3 separate regions of the Homo sapiens genome follow, and all the other regions are linked to region 3. A link is a contact called in ENCODE Hi-C or POLR2A ChIA-PET data. All regions are on one chromosome and are shown on one strand. Each heading gives the region's core, a stretch centred on a gene start or an enhancer-like site at or near the end of the contact. The rest is flanking DNA. Distances are from core to core; before and after follow the strand shown.

Region 1 (3,143 bases), core at 121-2,620, 280 kb before region 3:
GGGAGTTGGTGGGGAGAGGTTCTAGAATGTCATGTAGCAACCAGTTTAAGGACTGGGACTCAGGGATCCAACTCCCACAGTTTCCCTGTGTGACCCTAGGCATTTGACTTAGCCTTTCTGAGCCTCAGGTTTTTTGTTTCTGAAGTAAAAGGATTGGACTAGGTAATCTCCAAGATCCTAGGAACCCAGGAGAAAGATGAGAAAATGTACAAGAATGAACACTCAGGTGGAAATGCTGCAATCCTGAGAAGCTCCCAGGATGAATGAAAGGCACAGGACCTCTTACCCCTCACCCCTGCCCCCCTCAAGAGCTGGTTTCTCAAACCTTTCTCTTAGGCCCCTTCAAAGGGGGAAAACTAAAAATTATACAAGTTATAGTTCAAGGACTTTAAATAGATTATTTATATGATTGCTCATAAGGATGAGGCTGTGAGGAGGGAACACCTTATTTAATCTAATGAAATTCCATAGGAAAGAGGCCTTTTGTATATTGAATCAATTTATCTGCCTTCTCAGTGCATCTGTCATATTCTGAAAGATTCTGGGTTGATCTTTTGCGATAACCTCTATGGCTGTGAGTGTGTGTGTGTGTTTGTGTATTTTTTAACATTTTGTATAATGATTGGAGGTTGGTAAAAAGTAACACAACAGTACTTTTTTAATACAAACTTGGTGTGGTCTTGAGTTGTCTTCCATTGGAGAGCGTACGTGTGCCACAGATTGGTGCACCTGCCGGCATCTCTAGGATTGCACCAACTCCCTCTAGCTCTTCTTGGTGGCCTGCAGGGGCCTAGGGCGCATTCACTTCCCTCTGCTTGACTTTACGTGGTGTTCTAGCGTCAGACATCAGGCGATGCCGTGCATTACCCAAGACACTGGACAGCTCCGGATCTTCCCGTCTAACCACTAATCAAGTTAAAAAGAGGAAATTAACGCTTTCTTAGTAGTCTCTGAAAGAAACTAGTTATTTGCGTAAAGATGACTTGGTTTTGTGTTGTTTATCCCTGGGGAGAAGGGTAAAGAAGACCCTCAAACTGGATTTGCTGCTGAAGTGCTTTTAACTCACCTGTGCGGAGAGCGGACTTCAAGAGAGGGCGTGCCGGTGCTCCGGACAAAACCTGGGGAATACTGAAAGCCACCACCACCACCGTCATTCCAGCATGCAGATCTCAGTCCTGGGTTGGTGTTGTAGGGCATTTATTTATTTGACTTGACGGCGCCTTTCAAAGCTTGCGAGGATCCCTTCCTCTTCCTCGTGTGCATCTGCCAAGCCTGTGCCCCGCGCCTCGCGGGTGGACCCGGGCTGGTGGGCGGGGCCTGCAGCGGGGTGGGAGCCCGGTCGCCCGGCCCCTCCCCACCCCGCCCCGCCCATCTCCGCTGGTTCCCGGAAGCCGCCGCGGACAAGCTCTCCCGGGCGCGGGCGGGGGTCGTGTGCTTGGAGGAAGCCGCGGAACCCCCAGCGTCCGTCCATGGCGTGGAGCCTTGGGAGCTGGCTGGGTGGCTGCCTGCTGGTGTCAGGTGAGGGGTCCGCGGGGAGGGGGCGCGCTTGGGAACCGGGAGGCCCCGCGAGATGCCGCCCCTGATCCCATCCCTGGGCGCCCTGCAAGTGACTTAAGAGCCTTCGGGGCCTCGGGAGAGAAGATGCAAACGCCACGGCCGGCTGCTGAGACGCAACTAGGCTGCTGCTGCCGTCGATTCTGTAACAGGAGAAAGCCCCATCCGCGCCCGGATTACAGACCGTCTGGGCCCTAAACTCAGGGGGAGACTCCCGGCGTCTTTTGATTCCCTGTCCTCCTGCAGCTCTCTGCTGGCGGGCGTCTAAATAAAGTAGCTTCCCCAAAAGACCCAAGATCCCACCGTGGCTGTCATCTGACCCTTCTGGAGACTATCAGTTCAAGTGGAGGCCCCCACCAGTCCCCGAGTGCCCTGACAGCCCTCCCTGACCCCAAGTCTGCCCCCTCAGTGCCAGCCCTCCCTACAGATGTGCCTCCCATCACCCGCTGCACCTCCCCTCCTTCCGGTTCAGGCCCGAGCACCCTGAAATCTGGATTCTGTCCCCCAGCGCCCCAGCTCCATGGCTTCTAAACCTAAATCCATTGAAACCTTTTCTGTCCTCTAAATTGACTGCCTAGGTTCCAATAACACCATGGTCACCTCCTTCCTTTCTCATGAACTCTTCCCTGGCCTTCCGGGATACCCCTCCGGTTTCCCGCCCTGTCAGGCTGTCTCTGCTTGGGACCCTCCTGCTCTGTCAGGTTTCTATGTAGCTAATTGTGATGCCCAAGGCCTTTTCTCTCCTTCCCTGGCACTGTTCCTTTGGGGGATTTCAGCCAAACCCTGGCATTAAACACGGGCTATAGGCCCATGACTCGCACATTTATATCTCTCTTGGTACCAGTTGGGTGATGGGTGGTGGTTTATTATAGTCTTCTACTTTTCTACTTGCATGTAGGTTTCAAATTTTCTTTTCTTTCTTTCTTCTTCCGTTTTTTTTTTTGTTTGTTTGTTTTTTTGTTTTTTTGTTTTTTTTTGAGACAGGGTTTTGCTCTGTTGCTGTGGCCCAGGCTGGAGTGCAGTGGCTTGATCTTGCCTCACTGCCACCTCCGCCTCCCGGGTTCAAGCGATTTTCCTCCCTCAGCCTCCCGAGTAGCTGGAATTACAGGTGTGTGCCACTACGCCTGGCTAATTTTTGTATTTTTATTGGAGATGGGGTTTCGCCATGTTGGCCAGGCTGGTCTCGAACTCCTGACCTCAGGTGATTCACCTTCCTCAGCCTCCCAAAGAGCTGGGATTACAGGCGCGAGCCACCATGCCTGGCCAGGTTTCGAATTTTCTATTAAAAGGTTTGAAAATAATTTCTGTCTCTAGCCCACATCTCTTCTTGGTGTGACCTCTGGGCTCATTCATCTGGCTGTCTCCCTGACATTCCTACTTCAGCCTCTCTCCAGCATCTCCAACCTAATGCAGCTCAAATGGGACTCGTGAGTTCCCCAGCTGAGCTCCAATCGGGGCACCAGCTGCTTAAGCCCAAAATGGACATTGACCTCAGCTTTTATGCATCAAATGTATCAGGAAGTCTCCAGTTTGTTTTTACGTCTGGAAATATATCTGAAATCCATGTGCCCACCCTACCCCCTCATAGC
Region 2 (2,973 bases), core at 145-2,644, 480 kb after region 3:
TTTCTGAATATTCCATACAGTAATAATAGCTTTGCTTAAAAGGTACCAGACACCCTACTACACCTTTTGTATCTCTAAGCATTTTGTATTATCTTTTAATCCTTTTCACAACCTTGTGACAGATGAAACAGTTATTATTATTCCCAGTTTATGGATGAAGAAACTCAGGTTTAGATAAGCTAGGTAACTTGCTCAAGAGAACACAACTAGGAAATGACTCAATTCAGGTTTGAACCCAGCACTGTGTAATTCCAAGGTATTCTCCTAACCACACTCCGTGTCTCCCAGTTGTTGATGAAACGTATACTTCCAAATACTTCATTCCACAATCATCAGGAATGATGGTTCAGCTTAATGCTTTAAAATTAACCTCTGGCTGAGAAGAAGTTAATTCAGTTTGGTTTAGTTCTTGCTTTTATTCAGATTTATCTTATCCATGTATTTTGGTTAGTAACCATTGAGGCAAAGGGATATTGCTCTGAAAAGCCACTCCTAACTTAAAACATTTTGCTTTTATTAGAATGTCAAAAAGGTTTTTGGTAAAAGACACTTCTAAAAAAAATCAGTGGAGAATGGTAATGGTGCCATTTCCCATTCTGTAATTTATTTTAATGACTGTCTTCTCTCATCTGTGTCGAGAGTGTCCTAAGGCAATTTTATGGGTTTTTTTAATTAAAAATTTTGCTCACTTTTCAGAAACCAAAAGAGAAAACTATCACAGAAAATGTTTTTCTCTTCTGTTTGTTCTGTGTTTCAAGTACTATGTTTCTATCATGATTAAAGTCATTTTTTTTTTGTCAAAGAAGTCCAGCTGTTTGAACCATCTGAACCGGAAGAGTGGAAAGGAATTGAGGTGTTTCTCCCTCCTTCTAGAAAGTTAAGGGTAGCAGAATTTGAACACCACAAGCCTCAGAGAGAAGTGACAGAGGTGAGGACAGATGACCTAATTGGTTATTCCTAGTTATTAGAATTAGGCGGCTTATCTCTTTTTTCCTAAATGTTTATACCTATGGGAGAATTTTCCAGCTTCCTGGGAACACAATTTTTTTTCTTTCTCGAGAGAGATAAGTGTGTTTACTCTCTGCAGTATCTATTCAACTGCAAGGAAGTATTGCAGGGCAGAAGCAAGCTCTTCAATACAAAGCAGCTCATTTCAAAGCATCCAGGCTTACTTTTGTTGTCTGTGCCTATTCATCCTATAAACTGCTCTTCATCAAAATAGTTAACTCTCCCCTGTTCTGCCCCCATCCACTCTTGAGAATGAGGGGATGGCAGGAAACCATCAATACAAAAATCTATGTGGCAACAACAACCATTTGGCCTGTTGAGAGGTGCTTATGCAGAAAGAAACACAAGAAAACAAAGAGGAAGTGTGTGAACTTCTGACCCTCTTTGCCACATGCCATTTGGTGGGTGGGTGGCATGAGCAAGCATCCTGCAGTGGGTGTTTTTATGGGACCAAGTGACAAAGAGCCAAACAGGGTGAGAACTCATGAGTAGCAAGTGGAAAACTACCAAGAGCTGTCCCATCACTCCTGCAACAAACTTCACCTCGCTCAAGGGAGGGTAGCTGAGGCTCCCTTCTCCAAATCCTGCAAGACACAGGCACTCTGATGGGGCCAGCTCTTCACTGCATGGGAGGGCTTTTGTTGAACAGTGAGTTTCTGTGCCCCGCTCCCTTTTTGGCCCCTTTTGCCCAAGTGGAGTGACACTTTATCAATTGGGGGGGCAGGCAACGAATAGAGGATATTAATGATTGCTAACGGACCCCCATCTGCTGTTCCGCCTGCAGCTTTTATGAAACCCACATTTTAAAATTAACACATGGAAAAGACAGTCTTAGCTCAAAAGTGTCAGCTAGGAAAGGAATTCAATTGATCCCCACTCTGTAGTTGTCTGAGTGGATCTGCTAAATGTGGACTTGCAGGAGGGCAAGAATTGTTCTGAAAACTGATATGAGAACACAGGCCAGCCTGTGCAGTGGCTACATCAAGGAATTCCAGAAGGTTTTACCTTTGGATTTAAATGTTGGCTTTAGCATTTGGTGGAAGTTTTCTGGGGAGATGAGAATATGATAACTCAGGGAGGAACAGTAAAAATTGGCTGAGGACGGCTAATGCCCTGGGGTTAGTGGTTTGCGTTTTCTTAGAACATGCAGGAAGGCAGGGGGCTTTTCTAGAAAGCACTCTGGGTCTGAAGATGTGAGAGCTGTGATTGAGCTGGGTTTAGCCTTTATTGTGACACTCTGGGCAAGAAACTTAACTTTTCTGAGTGTCTGTTAAAAGGTGACAATAAGACCCACATCTCTCAAACGAGACAGTGGGTGAGAAAGTGATTTGTAACACAGGACATTACAATAAATACTACATAAATTTTTTGTATAATAAAACTTGTAAATAATGTAGGCTGTCAATGCATCCGTTTGTTCAAGGAACATATATCTACAAGGAGCTGTTGATATACAATAAATAACAGACTCAGTCTCTGTCCTCACAAAGTTTACAGTTGACACTCACACGCAAACACAAAAGTCCTTTAAAGTGCGGTAAGTGCTATGATGGGTAAATAAAGGCTTCATAGAAGTTTATAAAGATGACGCCTACCCTGGTCTTGGGAAATTTCCAGGAGGCTTCCAGGAGGGAGTAATGTTCAAGCCAGGCTTAAATGCCATCTCCTCGGTGAGGACTCTCATGTACTGCTTAGTTAAAAACTTAACCCCTTACCCTCCTGTTTTATTTTTCTTTAAAGCACTAGCGCTATCTGATGCACTCCCTGTATTCACTTGCTGATAGTTTGTGTCTGTCTCTCTTAACCAAAGTGGAAGCTCATGAAGTGAGATATTTTTCTGTTTTGTTTTCTACCGCATCCTCTGCGCCTAGGATAGGTTATGACACATAGCAGGCACTCAAGATATGTTTGTGGAATAAATGAATATAAAATGTAAGTGTGATTTGGGCAGCCAGGAGAGCTGGA
Region 3 (2,918 bases), core at 20-2,519:
CATGAAAGAATCCTATGAGGGAGATACTATTACTATCACCAATTTGCAGATAAGACAAGGAGGCCCAGATAGGTAAATAACTTGCTGGAGGTCACACAGGTAAGAGGGGGTGGAGCCTAACAGAAGCAATTTTGCTTCAGATTCTCTCAACAAGTGAAACGATGATCATTGAAAATTTGAGAAAGGAAAAAAAAAAACCCTGTTAAATTACAGTCTCGGAAGGAACAGCTACTTTAGTGTAACGGGAAAACACATTTTACTTGCCATGTGTATCTGAAATAAACAGATTTTTTATTTTATTTATTTATTTATTTGTTTAGACAGTCTCTCTCTGTCGCCCAGGCTGGAGGGCAGTGGTGTGATCTCAGCTCACTACAACCTCCGCCTCCCGGGTTCAAGCGATTCTCTTGCCTCACAGCCTCCCAAGTAGCTGGGATTACGGGCGTGCGCCGCCACGCCAGGCGAATTTTTGTATTTTTAGTAGCGACGGGGTTTCACTACGTTGGCCAGGCTGGTCTCGAACTCCTGACCTCCAATGGTCAACCCACCTTGGCCTCCCAAGTGCTGGGATTACATCACATCCGGCCAGAAATAAACAGATCTTTAAATCTAGAGCAAATGTTACATCTTTAGTTTGAATATAGCAGTAGTGTGGGAAAATTCTGTTTACTCTAGTGGATCACTGAAAATAGCCTTACTACCCAGTGGTGAGGACGCCTGGGCTCCTGAGTCTCACACAGCGCCTTGGCCTGGGTAGAGACGCTGCCCCATACTAGCAGGAAGACCTTGGGGGACTTCACTAACCTTGGGCCTCATTCCTCAGAATGGGTAACATAAGCAGAATAAGACAGGCAAATAAAGCCGTATCAGAGGATATGGAGAATAAAGTAGAAACCAACTACAAAATTAACCAAGTAATCTGCCAGAGACAACGGGTGCATAAAGAGAAAGTACACCAATTTAGGGTTATGTCCTAAAAATGTATAAAGACACAAAAAGGCCTTGACATCTTAGAAAACAGGAAAAGTAAAAGAGCAAATAGAAACCAGCTAACAGTAGCAAGTGAAAAGCACATGGCCAACCCCCACCCACCGCATTTACAAACAACAGGAAAATTTCTACAAATCAGTTTCTATGGTTTCACTCAGTTCGCGATCTTAAATCCCCAAACCAAAGCCTAAGCGCGCTCCGTGTAAAAGCGGAGGGGGTTTACGCACCGACACCGGGTGGCCACCTGGTTCCCGCTTGCCCGCTCGCCGGAAGTCGGCCCACCGGGACCGGCGCGGGACCAGCGCGGCACCGCCCCTCACTGCCCCGCCCTACGACGGCTTCCCTGCCCCATTGGTCCGCGCGGCCCTGGGTCTCCGCGGCGAGAATCTAGTCTGATTCCCTCCCGCCCTGGGCGCTGCCTGACTGCTCCCCAGCCGAGACACCCAAGCCTTAGCACGTTTATAATGTGACAGTGGTACGGGGTGCCACGCAGTGTTTCCAGGAGCGCCGGGGGGGAGCGCCAAAATGCTAAACCCATTCTTAGCCAATTGTGCGCCGCTCACGAGTCAGAGCTGAGCAGCTACCGCGGAAAAATCTCGTGACACGCCTGACTCCTGATGAGACTAAAATGCACCGGGCTTTGAATGCCGGTCGCTTAGGACATCCGGCCTATTGCTAAAAAAAAAAATGAGGCTGGTTATAGAACGCACTGGGGAAGACACAGGGCAACAGCGAGTTCCTCCTCTCACATGCCAGTGGGGGCGGGGGCTGAAAAATTCTCTCCCGGATGCATATCCCTGTCGAAACTGAACTTGGCGCCACCTGAGAGCGCCTGAAAGCCGTGTGTTAAACACCGGGTTGCCCTTCTTGCTCTTCTTCCTCTTCGCCTTTAATCTCAGGCACTTAGCAAGCCTGTTAAGGCTCCCAAACACTGCTGGGGACTGACAACTTATGCGGACACGGTCGCCTCAAGAGAGACGGCTCCTGTAATGGCGCCTGCGTCAGACACTAACATGGCGGACATAGTCGTGCGCGGCGCAAACGTCAGCACCTCTACCCCAGCCGCTCAGAAACAGCAGAGGAGAGCAGGGCCGTGCTCACTGATTGGTCCCTCGGTGGAGCGGGCCGGACCGGGCATTCCCTTTGGAGCCAATCAGGAAGGCGAGAGACCGAATTGGCCCGTGCGCCTCCTCCCGAGGCATGCTGGGAGCCTGGAGGACTAGCGAGGAGGAGTTGAGAGAACGGAGCGGACGCCATGGCGACCAACATCGAGCAGATTTTTAGGTCTTTCGTGGTCAGTAAATTCCGGGAAATTCAACAGGAGCTTTCCAGGTAAACGCCTCCCAGATTCTTCTGCTCCCAACGGACCGTTAGGCCCTCACCTAGCCTTCTTTGGCACCTTTCTTCGGAGACGCAGTCGTTCCCCGGCTCAGGCCCCGCTAGGGCCCCGCCTGGGCCTGGGATCCATTTTCCGGGCCCCCCCCAACCGCCCCCCCAGCCGCTCCCTTCCTTTTCCCTCGAGGAACTTCGCCTTTTCCGAGGTAACCCAAGACTCCCTGTTTCAGAACCGAGTTAAGATGTTCACCCTTCTCCCCTGTTTGGGTCCCCCCTGCCGTTTAGCTACTCGTAGGCCCGGTTGTCCGCCAGGGACGGGCCTAGTTCCTTCCTCAGCTCCTCCTCCGCCGCCGCGTATCCCCTCCCCCTCTCGCCTCCGCGGATTTTGCCGGCCGGTGCCTATGACCGGAAAGGGTCTCTAACGGCCGTTTCTTGGTTAATCTTAAATCCTCTTTATTATTGCGAGCTTCAGACCGCTTGGGGGTCTGGATCTATTAATAAGATTATTCGGGGCCTAGTGTCCTGTAGTATCTGTCAGCCGTTCTGATAGTTAAATGTTTCAATTAAAACGAACTCAAACTGATGCACTTGCT

The links. Hi-C counts contacts between places; a loop is a spot of excess contacts on that map. ChIA-PET counts read pairs that join two places held with the same protein, here RNA polymerase II (POLR2A). Pooled maps may share reads with other maps.
Region 1: a loop to region 3 is called in a map with no recorded cell type, with 11 times the contacts of the local background. The contact joins the promoter of IL10RB here to the promoter of GART in region 3. A Hi-C loop is called at or near these places in 14 of 37 single-sample maps with no recorded cell type and 10 of 50 pooled maps. POLR2A ChIA-PET finds 5 or more read pairs at or near these places in 5 of 52 experiments (activated B cell, activated naive CD4-positive, alpha-beta T cell, activated naive CD8-positive, alpha-beta T cell and 2 more).
Region 2: a loop to region 3 is called in a map with no recorded cell type, with 6 times the contacts of the local background. The contact joins the enhancer-like site here to the promoter of GART in region 3. A Hi-C loop is called at or near these places in 1 of 168 maps with a recorded cell type or tissue (breast epithelium), 2 of 37 single-sample maps with no recorded cell type and 4 of 50 pooled maps.

Annotation. Positions count from the first base shown.
Region 1 is chr21:33,264,997-33,268,139 of GRCh38, forward strand. It overlaps IL10RB (interleukin 10 receptor subunit beta), which reads left to right and starts at 1,371. Exons shown (of 7, transcript NM_000628.5): 1 at 1,371-1,518. The coding sequence starts at 1,470. All of the region lies in intron 7 of IFNAR2-IL10RB (IFNAR2-IL10RB readthrough), which reads left to right. It overlaps IFNAR2 (interferon alpha and beta receptor subunit 2), which reads left to right. Exons shown (of 9, transcript NM_001289125.3): 9 at 1-668. IL10RB-DT (IL10RB divergent transcript) reads right to left here and starts at 1,264. Exons shown (of 2, transcript NR_038974.1): 1 at 1,067-1,264; 2 at 636-906. RefSeq lists enhancers at 887-946, 977-1,046 and a silencer at 1,217-1,626.
Region 2 is chr21:34,021,682-34,024,654 of GRCh38, forward strand. All of the region lies in intron 2 of LOC105372790 (a long non-coding RNA gene), which reads left to right. Among named protein-coding and RNA genes, the nearest start is that of MRPS6, 50 kb to the right of the region's middle. Within about 2 kb of position 1,395, at least 7 of the 41 ENCODE cell types and tissues checked have a DNase peak (open chromatin) inside an H3K27ac peak, as active enhancers do.
Region 3 is chr21:33,540,848-33,543,765 of GRCh38, forward strand. It overlaps GART (phosphoribosylglycinamide formyltransferase, phosphoribosylglycinamide synthetase, phosphoribosylaminoimidazole synthetase), which reads right to left and starts at 1,270. Exons shown (of 22, transcript NM_000819.5): 1 at 1,218-1,270. SON (SON DNA and RNA binding protein) reads left to right here and starts at 2,191. Exons shown (of 12, transcript NM_138927.4): 1 at 2,191-2,322. The coding sequence starts at 2,246. RefSeq lists silencers at 1,146-1,435, 2,476-2,565 and enhancers at 1,586-2,035, 1,600-2,331, 2,236-2,295.